Linked DNA regions of Homo sapiens: region 2 is linked to region 1. A link is a contact called in ENCODE Hi-C data. All regions are on one chromosome and are shown on one strand. The core of a region is the stretch at or near the end of the contact, and the rest is flanking DNA. Distances in the headings are between cores, read along the strand shown. Region 1 holds the start of SHISA4 (shisa family member 4). Region 2 holds the start of ADIPOR1 (adiponectin receptor 1).

What was found. Hi-C counts contacts between places; a loop is a spot of excess contacts on that map. Pooled maps may share reads with other maps.
Region 2: a pooled map shows a loop between it and region 1 (2.1-fold over the local background). The contact joins the promoter of ADIPOR1 here to the promoter of SHISA4 in region 1. A Hi-C loop is called at or near these places in 1 of 168 maps with a recorded cell type or tissue (psoas muscle) and 3 of 50 pooled maps.

The regions. Positions count from the first base shown.
Region 1 is chr1:201,886,666-201,890,528 of GRCh38, forward strand. SHISA4 (shisa family member 4) reads left to right here and starts at 2,233. Exons shown (of 5, transcript NM_198149.3): 1 at 2,233-2,402; 2 at 2,780-2,951; 3 at 3,789-3,863. The coding sequence starts at 2,330. RefSeq lists enhancers at 1,726-2,235, 2,076-2,370.
Region 2 is chr1:202,956,508-202,960,370 of GRCh38, forward strand. It overlaps ADIPOR1 (adiponectin receptor 1), which reads right to left and starts at 1,805. Exons shown (of 8, transcript NM_015999.6): 1 at 1,678-1,805. RefSeq lists silencers at 1,474-2,033, 2,334-2,383.

The sequences.
Region 1 (3,863 bases), core at 983-3,482:
CCAGGGCCCCCAGTCCTCCCACCCAAGCCCCTCCTCACTCCTGGCCAATCTACAGACTCTTTCAAGACCCAGGTTCATTATGGCGACATAAGCTAGCCCCAGCTCTCCATCTCCGAGCTCCAGCATCCCTTGTCAAGGTAAGAAGTGCCAGTTCTCCCAGTGCAGCCAGTTCTCCCCTCTGGTTGGCCCACAGCCCCCTCTCTTCACTCTCTGTCCTAGTCTAGTCACCTCCCATCCCATGAACTGAAACACATTCTTAGAATTTTGCAATTAGAAAATCACTGATGATGTTGGTGCGTGCTAGGTGTCATTGCAAGCTGGAAGTGTCAACTAGGGGTATACACTTTGAGGAGGGCGTGTCAACTAGGGGTATACACTTTGAGGAAGGCTAGTTGGAGAAAAAAGCAGGAAAGTAGCTAGAGAGGGATGAGTTTTAGGAAGGATGTGGTTTGGTTTGGTTTGCTTTGCTTTGCTTTGCTTTAAATAGGAGAGACTTGAGATTTCCTAGGGAAAAGAAGCTGGTAAGGTGTGAGAAGCTAAAGACACTAAAGAGATGGGATAATGAAGAGACAAATCAGCAGGGGTCAAGGGTACACATGGGAGATTCAGCTCTGGGCAGGAAAGACAGTCCCTTATCTGAAGATGATTCAACCAACAATGACAACACTGATGGCTAGGGCTGGATGGCCACATTGAACACAGCCACGTGGTCCCTGCAGTCATGGAGCTTTTAGTGTAGGAAAGAGGAGATGGATGGCAATGGGCACACTGAGTAGGTGGTGCTGGATTCAGAGGCGTTTCTCTTTGTCCCTGCTGCTGCATTTATGACTGTGTCCTGCGTGAGGACATACTCTTGCCCATCAGGCTACCAGCAACTTTCTGGGGCAGGAGCCTATCCTCTCCTATTCCAGCTCTCTTGGGTAGGTGTGCCAGCACCCACAGGGGCCCAGGATGGGGTAGCTCCTCTTTCGGCTGTCCTTCCCTAACCTACTAAGATTCTACTGGGCCTTCCATGGACCTGTCCTGATTCTCTCACCCCAGAACACAAGAAATACTCACTGTCTACACTGTCTGCTGTTGCGGCTGGGGATCAACCCTGATTTAGATTTGGGTCTTCCTGATGCCTCTACCATTTACTGGCTGTATTACCTTGAACAAGTTCTTTAACCTCCATGAGTCCTAGTTTCTCAGTCTGTGAAATGCGATTGATAACACTGATGAACCTTGCTTAGTTCATGGAGTTGTGGAAAGATTCCAGTGAGGTAGATGTGGAAGCCCAGAAGTGTGTGAAAGGGTGTACATGGCAGGGGATTAAGGTAGGCTTTTGATGATCTCCCTGGCTTAATTTGCAGTTCCTCGGAGGGTACCTCATGTAGCATGGGGCATAGTCACTGGCACTCAGTATAAACCTGTGAAGACTGACCTCTCCCATCCTAAAACACTGTCTCCACCTGGAATTAACTGTTGCCCACCTGAAATTAACTGTTGCCCTCCCTATGCTCCGGTGGCTATTGCAGTACAGGCTTGCTCTGTGAAGGGCTTTCACTGTGAAGAGTGTTTAACTGGATGGGCCCCAGGTGGCCCCAGCAGCCTGCCTTCCCTGCTAGTGAGGCCATGGGCTGGTGCATGCCAGCTCTGTCCACTTGAAGGGGGAAGGGTCCATCGTAGGGAGCCAGTGCAGCTGGCAGGGTTCAGGCCTGTGGGCACCGCTGGGGACAAAGCCACTCTGAATGCCTCTCAATGAGTGCTTGTGTTCTGGGAATGGGGGCGGGGTGACATCCAGCCTCTTTCCCTCTCCGCCCCCGACAGGATGTCCCAGGCTGGACGCGGCAGAGGAGGTCCCCCACAAGTGAAGGTCCAGCCCTGCTCCTCCAGGGTTGGCCCATGTGTCTGGGCATTCGGAGGTGGCACCAGGATCAGGGCTTCTGGAGTCCAGCATAGTGATTGGGCCCAGGCCGGGGGCGGGTCCAGGACACAGCCAGGCTTCCCTGGCCGCAGTGCCCAACTGCCCGCAGTGCCCATGGTGGCTCGGATGGGAGGAACCACCGCGGAGCCGGGGACAGGGGGAGCAGGGCAGTGCTCTGCTGGGTGAGGGGCACCCAGCTCCAGAGGCTAGGTGGGCGTCGCTGGTGGGTGGACTCCTGGGCGCTGCGCGGAGCCGCGCCGGCTGGGTTAGCGCGGGCGGGGCGCTTAGTCCCACCCCCAGAGGAGGCGGAAGAGGAGCCCGAGCCTGGCCGCGGGCTGGGCCCCGCCGCAGCTCCAGCTGGCCGGCTTGGTCCTGCGGTCCCTTCTCTGGGAGGCCCGACCCCGGCCGCGCCCAGCCCCCACCATGCCACCCGCGGGGCTCCGCCGGGCCGCGCCGCTCACCGCAATCGCTCTGTTGGTGCTGGGGGCTCCCCTGGGTAAGGGGATGGGGAGAGATGCGGCAGGAGTGGGATGGGGGCGGAGGAAGGGGAGGGACCGATCCGAGGGGCTTGGGCTCGGGGCTTCTCCGAGACCCTCCGGCTGCCACGGGAGCCTTGGGTGTTGCTGGGTCCTCAAGAAGCGGGAAGAGGGAGCTCCAGGATGCTGGGCCATGGGAGGCTGATCCCGGGGTGCAGGGTCAGCTTCAGGCAGAGGCCTCGGGGGCTCTGGGGCTGAGACCCTCAGGGTGGAGACAAGGGGCAACCCTCAGTGTTCGGGAGCCGTCAGGCTGGGGACCGCCGGGGGAGTGGGGCCGAGCGCGGCTGGGGATGAACTGGCCTGGTGGCCACTGGGCACCCCCAATCCCTGCCCGCAGTGCTGGCCGGCGAGGACTGCCTGTGGTACCTGGACCGGAATGGCTCCTGGCATCCGGGGTTTAACTGCGAGTTCTTCACCTTCTGCTGCGGGACCTGCTACCATCGGTACTGCTGCAGGGACCTGACCTTGCTTATCACCGAGAGGCAGCAGAAGCACTGCCTGGCCTTCAGGTGGGTTCCTGCCTCCTCACCCTCACCACCTCCTCTATCCTTTTCTCCAGAGGCCTCCTCTTCCTCCCTCCCGGACTCCTGCCTCCTCCGTTGTCGACCTCCACATTCTTAGCTGAATAGAGTCACCAGGACTCAAGCCTGGCGGCAGAGCTAGGTGCTTAGGTGCTGGTGCCTGGGAGTTCCAGAAAAGGCATGTTAGTTACCTTCATAGGCTTTGACTGGGCCCGGGGTTTCCAGGTTCTTTCTGGAGCCCTCCCTTTGGTCCTGCCAGGTCATGGGGAGGGAGGGTTCAAGGTTAACACCCGGACGACAGTGTAGCTTTGTGGAAGAAGCTCTGGCACAAAGGCAGGAGACTTGGGTTTGATTCCCAGGTCCACTTCTTACTAGCTGTGTGATCTTGGAGAAGACACTTGCCTTCTATGGGTCATTGCTTGCCAAATTAGTGGTTGTCAAACTTTTTTTTAATATATCATATATAAAATAGATATAGAGACTTCTGATTGAAGCGGGGTTTGGAAAAAATGGCTCTAGATTATTTCTAAGGCTCCTTTCAGTGTTATGCTGTATGTCTAATCATTTAAGTTGTAGATATAAAAGCAATGGTTGGGGGCGCACTGCAAATCCCCGTATGCTTCACACTAGCCAGCCAGGCAGCATAGCCTTCTGGGAAGTGGAGGTCCTCTAAGATCTCCTTCACAGGGACTGGGCAGAGCCCCACAAGGAACCCCAAATCTCAGCATGCCATGGCCCCCCTGCTGGCCAGGAGTTGGAGCCAGCATAATGAGGACTCCGTCCTATGAGTGTTGGAAGGTGAGAGGACCTGTTCTTTGTCTAAAGCCCCAAGACCATAGCAGGCATCGCCTCAGCTGTGATCCTCTTTGTTGCTGTGGTTGCCACCACCATCTGCTGCTT
Region 2 (3,863 bases), core at 555-3,054, 1.1 Mb after region 1:
TCTAAATGGGGGAAATAACTTTCCTAATATCACTACAAGGCTTAGTGCCATTATGTGCAGGAGGAATTCAAAAGAAAAGTGCAACTTTAGTTGAAGTGATCAGAAAAAGTTTTGTGGAAGATTTTATGACAGGAGATTGATAGATAGAGATGGAAACAGGGCATTCCAGGAGGGTATATGGTGTGAACATGCCATGAAAGAACACAGTCCCCAGGGCAGTAAACAATTCATTTTTCCATAGAGTCCTGGAAAGGTAAAATGAGGCCAGACTTAAAAAACTGAAAATAGCCTAAAAGCCTACTTAAGGTGGTGTACTTTATAAATCAGCAATGGGGATCAGTGGATTAATGTTGCTCCCTGTTATTTTTCTGAGATTCTCTCCTACCTGCAGGCAAAGTCTTGACCATTGAGAATAGAAAGCTTTCAGTTTCTACTCTACAATTAGGTATAGTTTTGCGGAGGTCTACCATAACATGGGCCTTCACAGGTAACATCAGTTTTTATGACTGATTTCCCAAGTGCAAATCACAATATGGGTACATAAAAGTTATTCCTGGAGTAAATACATTTAGTAGCTGCAAGCCGGTACCCTGACATTGCAATCTGTTTAGCACCACCCTAAATTCCTGGCAGTATACAGATAGTATACAACCTCAGGAACCGAAGTTGCACCATCGTAGCCTACCCAACTACTAGGAAAAGAGAAAAGCAGTGAACCGACCCCACTATTACTTCATTTCAGAAAAGAACCAGCCATTACAATCATTTGTTTTGTAGATGGCAGCCTATGTATTCTCCGCTGTATTTTCTAGCCCGTCTTCTGAATCACTTGAGGGAAGTACTATGGTTAATCTAGTAAAGTACCATGGCCTCCTAGCGCTCCTTTGACATCTGAAACGGTGTAAACTGAAATTGGCCTTGTCAGTTTCCCATTCTCCCAAAGAGCACCAGAAACTGAGGGAAAAAAAACACTTATCTATTTTCTTAAAAATCGAAGGCTTGAAGACCAAAATTCTCAAACAGAAGATAGAATACATCAATCCTAGATACCTAAGGTAATGAAATTTCATTTTCCCCCAAAGTACCTTCGATTCTGCCCCGCATTTCAGCCTTCAGGATTACCTTAACCCTGCAGAGCGATCACCAACCTCCCTTCCCACCCCATCAAAGTGAGGGCACTGTCAGGACTTGACCTGCCAAAGATTGTTGGTGGAGGAACCTTAGGGCTTCCTGGCAACCCAATGCGGCTGTTCCCCGCTGAGAGGCGGTTCGCGACCTAGGCCCGCAGCCCTCCCTCCCCACGCGCGGCGGCCTCGGGGCCAGGCTTAACTCTGGCTCTCTGGTCCCGATCTGGGGAACCCATGCATCTCCACCCCGTGGGGCTAAAGGCGCAGCACTCACAGGACTGCCGGGAGTCGGGGGACAGCCGGGGACGAGCGCCCACCGCACCTAGGCCGCCTCGGAGGCGGCGCGCAGTGGGAGGGGCCGGAAATGTTTACAACCTGACCGGCTGGATGCCTGGAGGCCAGGCGGCTCCTTGGCTGGGGCCCGAGCCCCCTGGCAAGTCGGAGCGGGTTCCCCCAACAGCTGTCTCCTCCGCAGGCCTGGGTCGGGGCCCCCGGGGTCCCCGCGCTCCCGCCGAGTCCCTGCCCACCGCGCAGCCCCTGGGAGACTTACAGCCGGGCAGGCGGGCTCTGCTGGGGGCCGCGGTCCCCCGCGCTACATCCCGCGGCGCTGGAGGCGGCCTGCGGCCGAGCGGCCCCGATCTTCAGCGCCCTCCCCGCGCCGGAAGGGGCGCGCGACCTCCCGCGTCACCTCCGCAGCCGCGTCACCTCCTCGCGGGCTCTGCCTGGGCCCTCCAATCCTAGGCCCTCTCGCGGAGTCCCAATCACAGGCCCGCGCCCGCCGGCCACACCTCCCGCCCCGGGCCCCGCCCTGCTGCCCCGCCTTCCCTGCCGCCTGCCCACCTCCCCGCCGCAGCCAGGTAACCTCCACCCGCCCCGGGGTAGAGGACGTTCGTCGGATTCTACACTCCACCTCGTTATCGCAGCCTGAAGTGCGTGATGGAGAAGAAATTTCAGAGAATGAGACAGAACGTCGGGAGGGAATGCTGAATTTTCTACCATACACCTTATCTCATCTCCTCTGTCCCCAAGGCTAGTCGTTTCACCTCTGAAACACTTCTTAATCTCTTCTTCAACCGCATGGTCCTTCCTTCCCTTCCACAAACTATTTATTGAGCCCCTACCATGTGCCAGGCCCTGGGCTAGACCTCAGTCTGCCTCCTGTTATTTTCTTATCAGAGAGCAGAATTGTTTCTAACTACTCTTGCTGGTGAACCCGTGCCCCAGTTCCTGCTCCCACAGGCACCTAGAGTGCAGATCGCGAGACAACATAGGGTAGTGCAGCCCTTGTCTGAACCACACAACACAGAAGGGGATTTCAGGGTCTGGCCATTTTCTCATTTCTCCCAAGAATGAAATAGTATTATTTTATTCCCACTTTTCAGATGAGGTAACTATCATTTGGAGGGGTTCACTAATATGCTCAAGGTCACAGACTGGCCAGGGACAGAAGCTTGGCTCTATGTGACTCTAGAGCCCCATGCTCTGGAGCCCCAGATACAGCAATACACAGTTGCTGAAAAGCAGAAAAGCAATGTCAATCTTCCTCTTGTGAGCAAACCTTTAACTCACAGGATTATCATAAGGATTAAACTATCTGATGTAGATAGAGTACTTGGCACAGTACCTCAATATGGCTGTTAACTCAAAAAAATTTTTAATTTTTCTTTTTTAGGGACAGGTTCTTACTGTCACCTAGGCTGGAATGCAGTGGTGCAATCATATCATAGCTCACTGTGCAACTAGTGCCATTCTAGAGGCAGAGAAAGTGACTCATTGTAATCTGATATAGGTGCTTCAGGGACGTGGGGTTAATTCTCTTGGTCCTAGTTAAAAGCATGGGCTCTGGAGTCACATAGAGCCAAGCTTCTGTCCCAGGCCAGTCTATGATCTTGAGCACATTACTGAACCCCTCCAAATGATAATTACCTCATCTGAAAAGTGGGAATAAAATAATACTATTTCATTGGGTCTTTGTCAGGATTGAGTGAGATAATTCATGCAGGCTCTTATTATGAGGCCTAGCCAATGGTAAGTGCTTTATAAATGTTAGCTATTACCGTGTTGCCATTTGTATAAAACCCTCAGAAACTTTTCACTGTCCACAGGATTGAGTCCAGGTTTCTTCAGCATAGTGTTTCGAGGCTCTTTGCGAGCTGGCTCTAACTTCTAAGGCCTCATCATTCTCCATTTTCCCTCTGGCATGTTGGGCCTTGGTGAACTAGTTCTCTGAAGTGAACTTCTCTTTCATTCCTCCAGGCTGTTGCACATGCTGATCCTTCTGTTGGACTGCCCTTCTCATTGTCTGCTGCAAGATGCCAGCAGTTTACAATGCCCACTTCTAGGTTTGACTTTGGCCTCAGACAATCCTAAATTCACATTTAGGCTCTGTCAGCCACTGACCAGCTGTATGACCTTTGGTAAATTATTAATCTTCAGCTCACATGATTATCATAAGGATTAAATTATGTGATGTAGATCGAGTACTTAGCACAGTACTTGGTACATGGCTGTTAACTCAAAACCATTTTTGTTTGTATTTTTAGGGACAGGCTCTCAATCTGTCACCTAGGCTGGAGTACAGTGGTGTGATCATAAGATCATAGCTCACTGCAGCCTCGAACTCCTGGGCTTCACGGGATCCTCTCAACTCAGCCTCCCAAGTAGCTGGGCTACAGATTCGTGCCACCATGCCCAGTTAATTTTTTATTTTTGTAGAGATAGGGTCTCACTATGTTG